Regions from separate parts of the Homo sapiens genome. Here region 2 is linked to region 1. A link is an interaction called in ENCODE POLR2A ChIA-PET data of the cell type or tissue named here. Cell type or tissue: B cell. All regions are shown on one strand. Links, peaks and the distances in the headings refer to the core of each region. The heading gives the core; the rest is flanking DNA.

Region 1 (5,344 bases), core at 1-5,000:
AAACAAAAAATAAAAATAAAAACAAGGAGGGAAGGAGAGAAACAAGGACATATGAAGAGGATAGGGAAAATTAAAAAAAAAAAAAAAGAGAGAGAGAGAGAGAGCGCCACCCAGAAAGACAATATCCAAATGCGAAGCATTAGCAGAAACTCACACCTTCCTGGGCAGAATATCCCATCTGTGTGGGAGAAAGCACCCAGGTTGGAAGGTGTGTCCAAGCTCTCTCAGGTCTCATCAGAGTGTGGCTTGGATGCTCTCACCCTCCCACATAGCTCTGAAATTCCTTCAGACCTATGCCAAGGAAGATGAAAAGGCCGCAGAGCAGCTTGGTGGGGCTGCAGGGTAAGGGCTTTGGTGGCAACATCCTGGCCTCCCACCTGGCTGGGTGACCAGTCGCCCTCTTGGAGAGATACATTGAGCCAGGAGGTTTTTTCTGCCTGTTACTAAACATGGGCAGCCAGATGGGAGGAGAGGATTCAAGGCAGGGTAAGTTCTTGCTTAGTTTTTTTTTAGCAAACAGGGGATACAGAAGCAGCCATACCTTCTCCTCCACTGGTTGTGTAACAAAATCATCAGCAAGCTAAGACATATATAATGTCAGATACACAAGCACTCACATTGTGAGGGGCTTTCTAAAGCTGTCATTCCCTCCCTACCCTACCCTTGTGGAATTCAAGCAGCCATGTCTGTGAAACAAAAATGACACGGAGGACTTTTTCAATGACCCCTCCTTCCATCATTCTTAAGTAGTACCCTCTTTCCTTTCGGAATCTTTTTACTTTTTATGTCTGGTTATCATAGAAATTCAGGAATGGCACTTGACACATCTCAAGTTCTCTGCTTTTCTGGAACTTTTCCTCAATTCCAAAGGTAGAATAACTGAAATATTTGGGTGCCCATTTTATTGATACTGCTGCCACTTCCCGTAAGTGACTGCAAACTCCAATACGAAACCTTGGAAACTTGTGGCTGCGGAGATGCTGATGCAGGTACCCCCAACGCATTCTAACATGAAGTGTTCCTTGGGGAAACAGTTGGGCATTTCTGAGCATGTCAGCAGGGCTCTCTGCTTTGGCCATCTCATAGCATTTTGTTTCCCCTGACTATTCAGGAGTTTACTTCCAGCCCTACTGATGGGTCATGCATGTGGATTTTAGCGTTCACCTGGACAATCAGGAGAGGGTTCTAAACAGCAATCTAATATATTTGCGACTATAATTTCTCTGCTTTTCAGTCATGTCCTCAGCACTGTTTCTGACCCTCAAAGATGGCAATGAGTAGAGGCAAAACCTGGTGGACAGCACACAGGGTAATTTTATCTCATTGTTCCACTGTGTCCCTTCTAACTGCCAGAACATATAGAAGCAGAGGTGCTGATGGTGTTGAGGTTTATGTACATGTGAAGGAGTTCAGGTGAAAAGACTCATGGTCAGCAGATCATTCCTTACACACAGACTGTCCTTGGTACCTAATGCCACTCCCTAGAGCAGCAGTTGGTAAACTACAGCTTGCAGGCCAAATCTGGCCAGCCCTCTGATTTTTTTACAGCCAGTGAGCTAAGAATGGTTTTTACGGCTGCGCATGGTGGCTCACGCCTGTAATCCCAGCACTTTGGGAGGCTGAGGTGGGTGGATCACTTGAGGTCAGGAGTTTGGGACCAACCTGGCCAACACGGTGAAACCCTGTCTCTACTAAAAATAAAAAAAATTAGCTGGCCATGGTGGTGCACGCCTGTAATCCCAGCTACTGGGGAGGCTGAGGCAGGAGAATTGCTTGAACCCGGGAGGCTGAGGTTGCAGTTGCAGTGAGCCAAGACTGTGCCACTGCACTTCAGCCTGGGTGACAGAGCAAGACTGTCTCAAAAAAAAAAAAAAAAGCCGGGCGCAGTGGCTCACGCCTGTAATCCCAACACTTTGGGAGACAGAGGCAGGCGGATCACGAGGTCAGGAGATCAAGACCATCCTGGCTAACACAGTGAAACCTTGTTTCTACTAAAAAATACAAAAAATTAGCTGGGCGTGGTGGCGGGCGCCTGTAGTCCCAGCTACTTGGGAGGCTGAGGCAGGAGAATGGCGTGAACCCAGGAGGCAAAGCTTGCAGTGAGCCGAGATCGCGCCACTGCACTCCAGCCTGGGCAACAGAGTGAGACTCCGTCTCAAAAAAAAAAAAAAAAAAAAAAAAAAAAACAAAGGAATGGTTTTTACAACTTTAAATAGTTATGGAAATACTATACTTACACAATAGCTTTGCTTTGCCTCTTGGCCACAAAGTCTAAAATATGTATTTAGGTTTGCCAACGTTTGGTTTACAAGTTGCCCACAGCCTTGGCTGATACTTCTTCTCAGATTTTTATCCCTCTACCCATGTAGTGTAATTACAGTATTTATGCTAAGGAATTATCAGTGGTGTGGTCAAATGATTATTCCAAGCATATTCACTGCAACATTATAACTGTGGTATACTGTAGAATAATTCTTAAAGTTTATAGAAAAATACCAAAAATCATTTAAAAATCACCATCTACAATTTTAACCAAAAGAAGTTATAAATTAAGGCATATTCATATGATAAAATGATATATAGCTATTTTTTTCTTTGGGGTTGCTTAGGGGAAAAAAAACGAAAGAAAAAAGTATATAATTATTTTTAAAAATCATGCTTTTGTAAAACATTTAATGACATGAGAAATTTTCATGATATGGAGGTAAAATAAACACAGATATACCATTTGACCACAATTTTGAAAAATAACATATATGTATTGAATCTCCTTCATCTCCCAGTGATAGGGACAAGAGAGAGGTAAGTACAGTCAGCTTGTCCTATCACAACAGAATGATCTGAATCTGAATTTCCCAGAAGGAGCTGACAGAGCCAAGTCTATTGGTCTTAAAAGACCCATGGAGTTTTTGGCTTCTTTATTGTACTTGTTCCTGATAGAGGCCTAAAGTCTCAGGTTTTCTGTATTTTCCCCCCACCCCAGGATACTCCCATTTGACTGTATTTCTCAGCAGTCTGAGAAAACTGATGGGAATTTCATTATCAAAGAAGAGCGAGCTCTGGTGGAAGCTACTTCAGTAGCTTTCTATTCCCCTCTGGGAAAGCTAAAGATGAGGGTGAAGGAAAACCAGACGGCCAAATACAAAGCTCAGGCCAGATCTTGGGCATTGAACCAAAGAGGTTTAGCTTAACTGTTGTATTTTATTTTTTTGAGGCAGGGTCTCACTGCGTCACCCAAGGCTGGAGCGCAGTCGTGTGATCATGGCTCACTTCAACCTCAACCTCCTGGGCTCTAGGGATCCCCTCACCTCAGCCTTCTGAGTAGCTGAGACTACAGGTACACACCACCACATCTAGCTAATTTTATTTTTAATTTTTTTAAGAAATGGTGTCTCCTTATGTTGCGTATGCTGGTCTCAAACTCCTGGGCTCAAGTGATCCTCCAGCCTCGGCCTCCCAAAGTGCTGGGATTACAAGCATGACTGACCGTTTTATATCCGGATTTAACTAGAAGTTAGCTTCCTTACAACTGTGAATAAGAAAGTCCCTATATAAAAGTAGTAACAGTAATAGAACCTTTAAAGGGTTCAGGGTAGAATTCATCCAAAGCCTCTGCACATGCAATCCCGGATCTGAAGGGCGATCTGTTTTACCCTCCACACTGAGTCTCTGAGAGCACAGAACAGCTCCCTGCTACCGCGGCTTCCTTTACCTTTCGTGGGCTGTCCATGTAGGTGGGAGTCATGGCAACGCTGCTGCTCTCGGCTGACTGGGCGGAGCTCTTCCCACCATGCACAGCTGCCTGCTGTTCTCCCAGGCACCTGAAAGGAGGAAAAGCACATGACAGCAGCTTGCTCAGAGCTCCCTGGTGAAGGATCCATGTCGGCCAAGATGCAGACAGCTCTGTTGCTGTCATCTTTGAAACACACACTTCTGCCTTGTTTCCCTTTCCAGACCTTCATGATACCCTTAATTTCATTCATTGTGCTGAACAATCACCAGTCCTCCACAGTAAATCAGAAAATAGCCCAACTTTAAAAGCATTCTGGCAGCATCTGGTGCTTATATATGACCTTAAAAAGGGGACTGACATGGTTTGAGTGACTGTCTGTGAACACCATTTTTAAAATTCTTGTAAAAGTACTTTTTTCTCAATTTTTATTTAATATACCAGCAAAAGCACATTCTGAATGTTAAGACTGTGTGGTGGCTCATGCCTGTAAACCCCGCACTTTGGTAAGCCAAGGTGGGTGGATCATCTGAGGTCAGGGGTTTGAGACCAGCCTGGTCAACATGGTGAAACCCCATCTCTACTAAAAATACAAAAAATTAGCCCGGTGTGGCAGTGCACGCCTACAGTCGCAGCTACTCGGGAGGCTAAGGCACGAGAATCACTTGAACTCAGGAGGCAGAGGTCGCAGTGAGCTGAGATGGTGCCACTGCACTCCAGCCTGTGCGACAAAACAAACAAACAAACAAACAAACAAACAAAAAACTGCATTAACATGCAGCATAAAACAGGAGAAGATGTGTTAATTCTCTATACATTTTGAAGGGATTTATAGGTTAATCTTTCAAATGTACATAGCTACATCACCCTCCAAACCAAACTAACAGACATTATCTCATAACGCAAGACAAATACAGTATCCTTACGACATCTCACCCCATCTCGGTTCTGATGTACATGAATGAATATTTTCATGTTTATTTTCCTAATTTTTTTCTGTTCTAAAATTAACTACACTTTATTTTAGATTAAATTATGTTGCTTTAATATATCACTGTTTTATTGTTAGGTTTCAGAAGGCTCACACTGAAGTCTTAAGTGCTTCATTATTACTATAATATATATTACTTCTTGTGATGGACAGTGCGAGGCAGGTCCCAGCCCCCTCCACCATGGCCTTGTTGTTGTCCCAGCACTGAGAGGGCTGTCTAGGAGGCTCTGTCTCAGTTGTTGGCCCCTTCAGGGACAGCCCCAGCTGCATGGGCTGCCATAGGCAATGAAGTGTGTGTGTGTGTGTGTGTGTCATAGGCAATGAAGTGTGTGTGTGTGTGTCATAGGCAATGAAGTGTGTGTGTGTGTGTGTGTGTGTGTGTGTGTGTGCGCGTTGGCCCAACTCAGCACATCTCTGAGGGCTGTTCCAGTGGGATCTCCTGAGGCTGTCACTGGGTCTGGGCTGTAGTCCAGCTTCTCTTGGCACCCACTCCGGTTTCTTCCCCATCTCTCCCACAGGTGTTGTGCCCAAGGGCTCTCCTTAATAAGCATCCTATATGCTACACCCCATCTCAGTCCGCTTCCCTGAGAACCCAATTTGCAACACTTTTCTTATCTTAAATT
Region 2 (5,380 bases), core at 67-5,066, 66 kb after region 1:
TGGATCACCTGAGGTCAGGAGTTCAAGACCAGCCTGGCCAAGATGGTGAAACCCCGTCTCTACTAAAAATAAAAAAATTAGCCAGGTGTGATGGCAGATGCCTGCAATCCCAGCTACTCCGGAGGCTGAGGCAGGGAATTGCTTGTACTAGGGAGGCGGAAGTTGCAGTGAGCTGAGATCACGCTAGTGCACTCCAGCCTGGGCAACAGAGTGATACTCCATCTCAAAAAAAAAAAAAAAAAAAAAAATCACATGGAATGTGTGATCACATCTCTATGAAAACTAATTTTTCTCCTAAATACAGATAATAGGGGTTGATTCACCAAAGTAATGAAGACTATATTTGGTAGATGGAATTGAGTGTGCTTTGAATTCCTCTCTACTAAACTATACTGGTGTGCTTTTGTTGTTGTTGTTTTGTTTTTTTTGAGACAGGGTCTCACTATGTCACCCAGGCTAAAGTGCAGTGGCATGATCTTGGCTCACTGCAGCCTCAACTTCCCAGGCTCAAGTGATCCTCCCACCTCAGCCTCCCAAATAGCTGAAACTACAGGCGCGCACCACTGCACCCAGCTAAGTTATGGTATTTTTTTGTAGAGACAGGGTTTTCCATGGTGCACTGGCTGGTTTCAAACTCCTGAGCTCAGGCAATGTGCCTGGCTTGGCCTCTCAAAGTGCTGGGATTATAGGTATCAGCCACCACGCCTGGCCTATTTTGTGATTTTCCTAAAATGAACCTGTATTGTTTTTGCAGTAAGAAAAAGATAACCAGTTTCTCTCAATCTAAAAAACGTTGAGGATGACTTTTTAATGACATAAACTTTCATATATTAAAAATATATAGTCATATACACCTATAAATCTACATTCATAATTCATATATTCATATTCATGCTTTATATAGTATTTTGTATAACTGATCATGCTCAAATTAATTCATATTCATTATACAGATAAAACTGCATATACTGTTAAGTCAGAAGAGCTCTCATGGTTCCTGGAATTCACTGAATTAGAGGAATGCAGAATTCATCTGCATAAGGGGATGAGTGGAGGTGTCAGTACAGCAGATGGCCCATCACTCTCATAAAATTCTCCTAGGGGTACAGGATCCAACAAAAGATCAACAAATAATTTAAAGTATAATCTGTATGAGGTTGAGGAATACAGTGGTCAAAAAGCATCGACTCTGAACTAGATTGACTGTGTCAGGTCCATGCTCCACCACTTAATATTGTGTGGACTTTGGATAAGTTACTGAAACTCTGTGTCCAAATTTCCACATCTGTAAAATGGGGTAACAGTATCTATCCCACAGGGATGCTGTGATATTTAAATAAATCAAGTCATGTAAAGTGCTTAGAAGAGTAACCCATTCATGCTAAGTCCCGTAAAAACAGTAACTATTACTATCTGATAATCATCTCAATTAGATAGTGGTGTCAGCCAGGCATGGTGGCTCCCGCCTGTAATCCCAGCATTTTGGGAGGCCGAGGTGGGTGGATCAGCTGAGGTCAGGATTTGAGACCAGGCTGGCCAACATGGCGAACCCCATCTCTACTAAAAATACAAAAAAATTAGCCAGGCGTGGTCACGGGCGCCTGTAGTCCCAGCTACTCGGGAGGCTGAGAAACGAGAATCCCTTGAACCTGGGAGGCGGAGTTTGCAGTCAGCTTACATGACCACTGCACTCCAGCCTGGGCGAGAGAGTGAAATTGTGTCTCAAAAAATAATAATAATAATAATAACGTTAAACATGATCATGATATTGTGGTCAGATATAAAAATGCCTTTTTTGAATATGTATAGAAATAAAATATTACAATATTGATAATTTACTTAGTCAATGGCACTGAAAAAAACAGATGAATCAAATATGACAAAATAATAACTGTTAAATTCAGGTATTGGGTATACGGGCTCATTATATTATTTGCTCTTCTTCTCTGAATGTTGAAATTTTTCACAATAAAACATTTAGAAGGTCTAAATGCAACATGATATCTTGGAGACGGCAAGTACGAGTGCTAAAATCTAAAAAACATCTGAATTTCCTTAATAGTAATGTACCAATGTTAACCTAGTTTTGACAAATGTAACTTGGTTATGAAATGTTAATATTAGAGGAAACAGAGCAAAGACCATGCAGGAACTGTGTTATCTTTGAAACTTCTCTGTAAATCTAAAATCATTACAATTACAAAATTAAAAGGTTTATTTATTTATTTATTTATTTATTTATTTTGGAGACAGGGTCTCACTCTCTCCCAGGTTGGTGTGCAGTGGTGTGATCTCAGCTCACTGCAACCTCCACCTCCCAGGCTCAAGTGATCCTCCCACCTCAGCCTCCCAAGTAGCTGGGACCACAAGAGGCGAATTTTTTGTATTTTTGGTAGAGACAGGGTTTCGCCATGTTGCCCAGGCTGACTTATTTTTAAGTTAGGAAAGAAACAACTAATAAATAAATAAAAAGTATAGCAAAGCACCCAAACATACTTGTAAAAGTCTTCATAGAATCTCCCCTTGTGATCCTGTCGAATTGAGGCTCGGTTTATTTCAGGAAATTCATCTGAAATAGAGAAAACGGAGTATGTAGTTCAGGCTGAGAAGAGAAATTCAGTTTTGTCAGCTTCCTCTTCTGGGTTAAAGATTTGCATCACAAAAAAATAAAGATAACTGTCTTTTTTTTTTTTTTTTTTTTTTTTTTTGAGACAAGGTCTCACTCTGTCACCCAGACTGGAGTGCAGTGGTAAGATCTCAGCTCACTGCAACCTCTACCTCCTGAATTCAAGCGACTCTCCTTTCTCAGCCTCCTGGGTAGCTGGGACTACAGGTGCATGCCACCACACCTGGCTAATTTTTGTATTTTTAGTAGAGATGGGGTTTCACCATGTTGGCCAGGCTGGTTTTCAACTCCTGACCTCAGGTGATCCGCCCACCTCAGCCTCCCAAAGTCGTGGGATTACAGGCGTGAGCCACTGCACCCAGCCAACTGTCTATCTATTAAGTTGGTTTTAAGATGAATCACAGCCCACAGACCTCTTGCATCCACTAACGGACTGTGCTACTTTCCCTTTTACACTGTCCCCATAACAGAAAAGATGGGAAGGGTGGAAAAGTGCAACGAGGAAAAAAATGAAAGGAAATGGCTGGGGTGGGGTTGGGGGAAGCTTAACAAAAACATAACTGTAGGAGAGAAATAGTTACTCACCAACAGATTTTGCATCATAGAAAGTTCTAGAAAACAGGACCACTGTCACTTCATGACTACAGTTCTTCTCCTAAGCATGAGTAGAGAACAACAGGGTTGAAGTTTGTTTCATTTACTTCACTATGAAGCAGACTGCATGCATATAATATTCTTTTTTTTTTTTTTTTTTTTTTTTTTGAGACGGAGTCTTACTCTGCCACCAGGCTGGAGTGCAGTGGCGCTATCTTGGCTCACTGCAACCTCCGCCTCCTGGGTTCAAGCAATTCTCCTGCCTCAGCCTCCCAAGTAGCTGGGACTACAGACGCACGCCACCATGCCCAGCTAATTTTTGTATTTTTAGTAGAGATGCGGTTTCACCATGTTGGCCAAGATGGTCTCGATCTCCTGACCTCGTGATCCGCCTGCCTTGGCCTCCCAAAGTGCTGGGATTACAGGTGTGAGCCACTGTGCCCAGCCCTTTTTTTTTTTTTTTTTTGAGGCAGTCTCATTCAGTTGCCCAGGCTGGAGTGCAGTGGCACAATCTCGGCTCATTGCAGCCTCCACCTCCCAGGTTCAAGCAATTCTCCTGCCTCAGCCTCCAGAGTAGCTAGGATTACAGGTGGGCCACCTGGGTAATTTTTGTATTTTTAGTAGAGACAGGGTTTCACCATGTTGGCCAGGCTGGTCTCGAACTCATGGCCTCAAGTGATCTGCTTGCCTCGGCCTCCCAAAGTGCTGGGATTACAGGTGTGAGGCCCAGCTGCACATAATATTCTTAATCCAGGTGGCTCAGCAGCAGTGCACAGTATTGAATAGCTTCAGGTAATTATAGGCTGCAGTGCAGGGGACAGAGCACTGCTGGGAGTCAGAAGCCCTAGATGGAGTCCTGAACCTGAAACTTGCCACTATGTGACTTTAGGAAAGTTATCTAAAGTGCCAGGAATGTGGAAAGTGATTGGAAAACTGCAAATCAGCATTAAGTAATGGTGACTGTCTCCCAGTTCCCGAGTAGCTGGACTACAGACACGCGTCACCAGGCCCAGATAATTTTTGCATTTTTTATAAAGACAGGGTTTCGGCTGGGCGTGGTGGCTCAAACCTGCAATCCCGGTGCTTTGGGAGGCTGAGGCGGGTGGATCACCTGAGGTCAGGAGTTCGAGACCAGCCTGGCCAACATGGCGAAACTCCATCTCTACTAAAAGTAGGAAAATTACCCAGGCAATGTGGCACGCGCCTGAAATTGCAGCTACTCAGGAGGCTGAGGTAGGATAATCACTTGAACCCAGGGGGTGGAGACTGCAGTGAGCCAAGACTGTGCCATTGCACTCCAGCCTGGGCGACGGAGCGAGACTCCGTCTCAAAAAAAAAAAAAAAAAGAAAAAAAAAAAGAGAGATAGGGTTTCATCATAATCCCCAGGCTGGGCTCAAGTGATCCACTTGCCTTGGCAAAGTGCTGGGATTACAGGCGTGAGCCACAATGCCAGGCCTACAGTGTTTTTTAATTTCTGCAGAATTGTGGTCTAGGGAACAAGAACAGCACCCATGGTGGTGGATTTAAGAATCAAAGGCACTCCCACACCCTACTAGTCTCATAGGATGAGGGTGGGGTTTGCTCTGGACTCAGCGGTATAAGCCAAGGCAAAGAACTACCTTTGGACAGGGACAGGGACTAATGAGAATAAACATTTCCATGGAGTCTGGAGATCAATATCCTAGAAGTAGGGTGTTTACAGATGAACATCAAAAGTGGCTTGCAACAGTTAGCTAGCAAGCGCAGTTTCAGTTCCTCCTGGGTCTCTGAAGACAACAGCCTATACTGACCAACCCCATCTTTATCTTAAGTATGCTTAGTGACTACAGAATTCAACACTCACTATATAAGGCACATAATATAATGTACATTTCATGGATGTATCTCAAGTGGACAGAAATTCCTAAATACAAGCCACAGTACCCAGAGCAGAGTGCTAGGAAACAGCAGACCTTCACTGACTGCCAATTAATTCACGGGAGTCCAAGAGCTCCAAAATCAGCACCCTTATCTAATTTTAGTGCAAGTGATATACAGGAAAACACAACGGGCTCACAATGGGCTGATATGGGCATGGAGTGTCTCAACTCATAAGTGATGTGGTGAGAGGGTCTATTATTATCTCCATTTTGCAGCTGAAGAAATGGAGCCTCAGAGAC

Evidence for each region. Peaks named below come from ENCODE experiments on the same cell type or tissue, not always from the same donor. Only the 100,000 strongest peaks of a DNase experiment are listed, where the experiment ranks them.
Region 2: POLR2A ChIA-PET joins it to region 1 with 11 read pairs; 8 of 35 experiments call an interaction of 5 or more read pairs at or near these places.

The regions. Positions count from the first base shown.
Region 1 is chr22:31,855,922-31,861,265 of GRCh38, reverse strand. It overlaps DEPDC5 (DEP domain containing 5, GATOR1 subcomplex subunit), which reads right to left. Exons shown (of 43, transcript NM_001242896.3): 32 at 3,713-3,821. Among named protein-coding and RNA genes, the nearest start is that of YWHAH, 86 kb to the left of the region's middle. In B cell, for the core only: no CTCF peak of the experiment used is centred there; no DNase peak of the experiment used is centred there.
Region 2 is chr22:31,789,934-31,795,313 of GRCh38, reverse strand. DEPDC5 (DEP domain containing 5, GATOR1 subcomplex subunit) reads right to left here. Exons shown (of 43, transcript NM_001242896.3): 11 at 3,212-3,281; 12 at 2,497-2,569. Among named protein-coding and RNA genes, the nearest start is that of DEPDC5, 39 kb to the right of the region's middle. RefSeq lists an enhancer at 4,700-4,759. In B cell, for the core only: no CTCF peak of the experiment used is centred there; DNase peaks (open chromatin) are centred at 2,473 and 4,963; H3K4me3 peaks cover 1,075 bases; H3K27ac peaks cover 1,417 bases.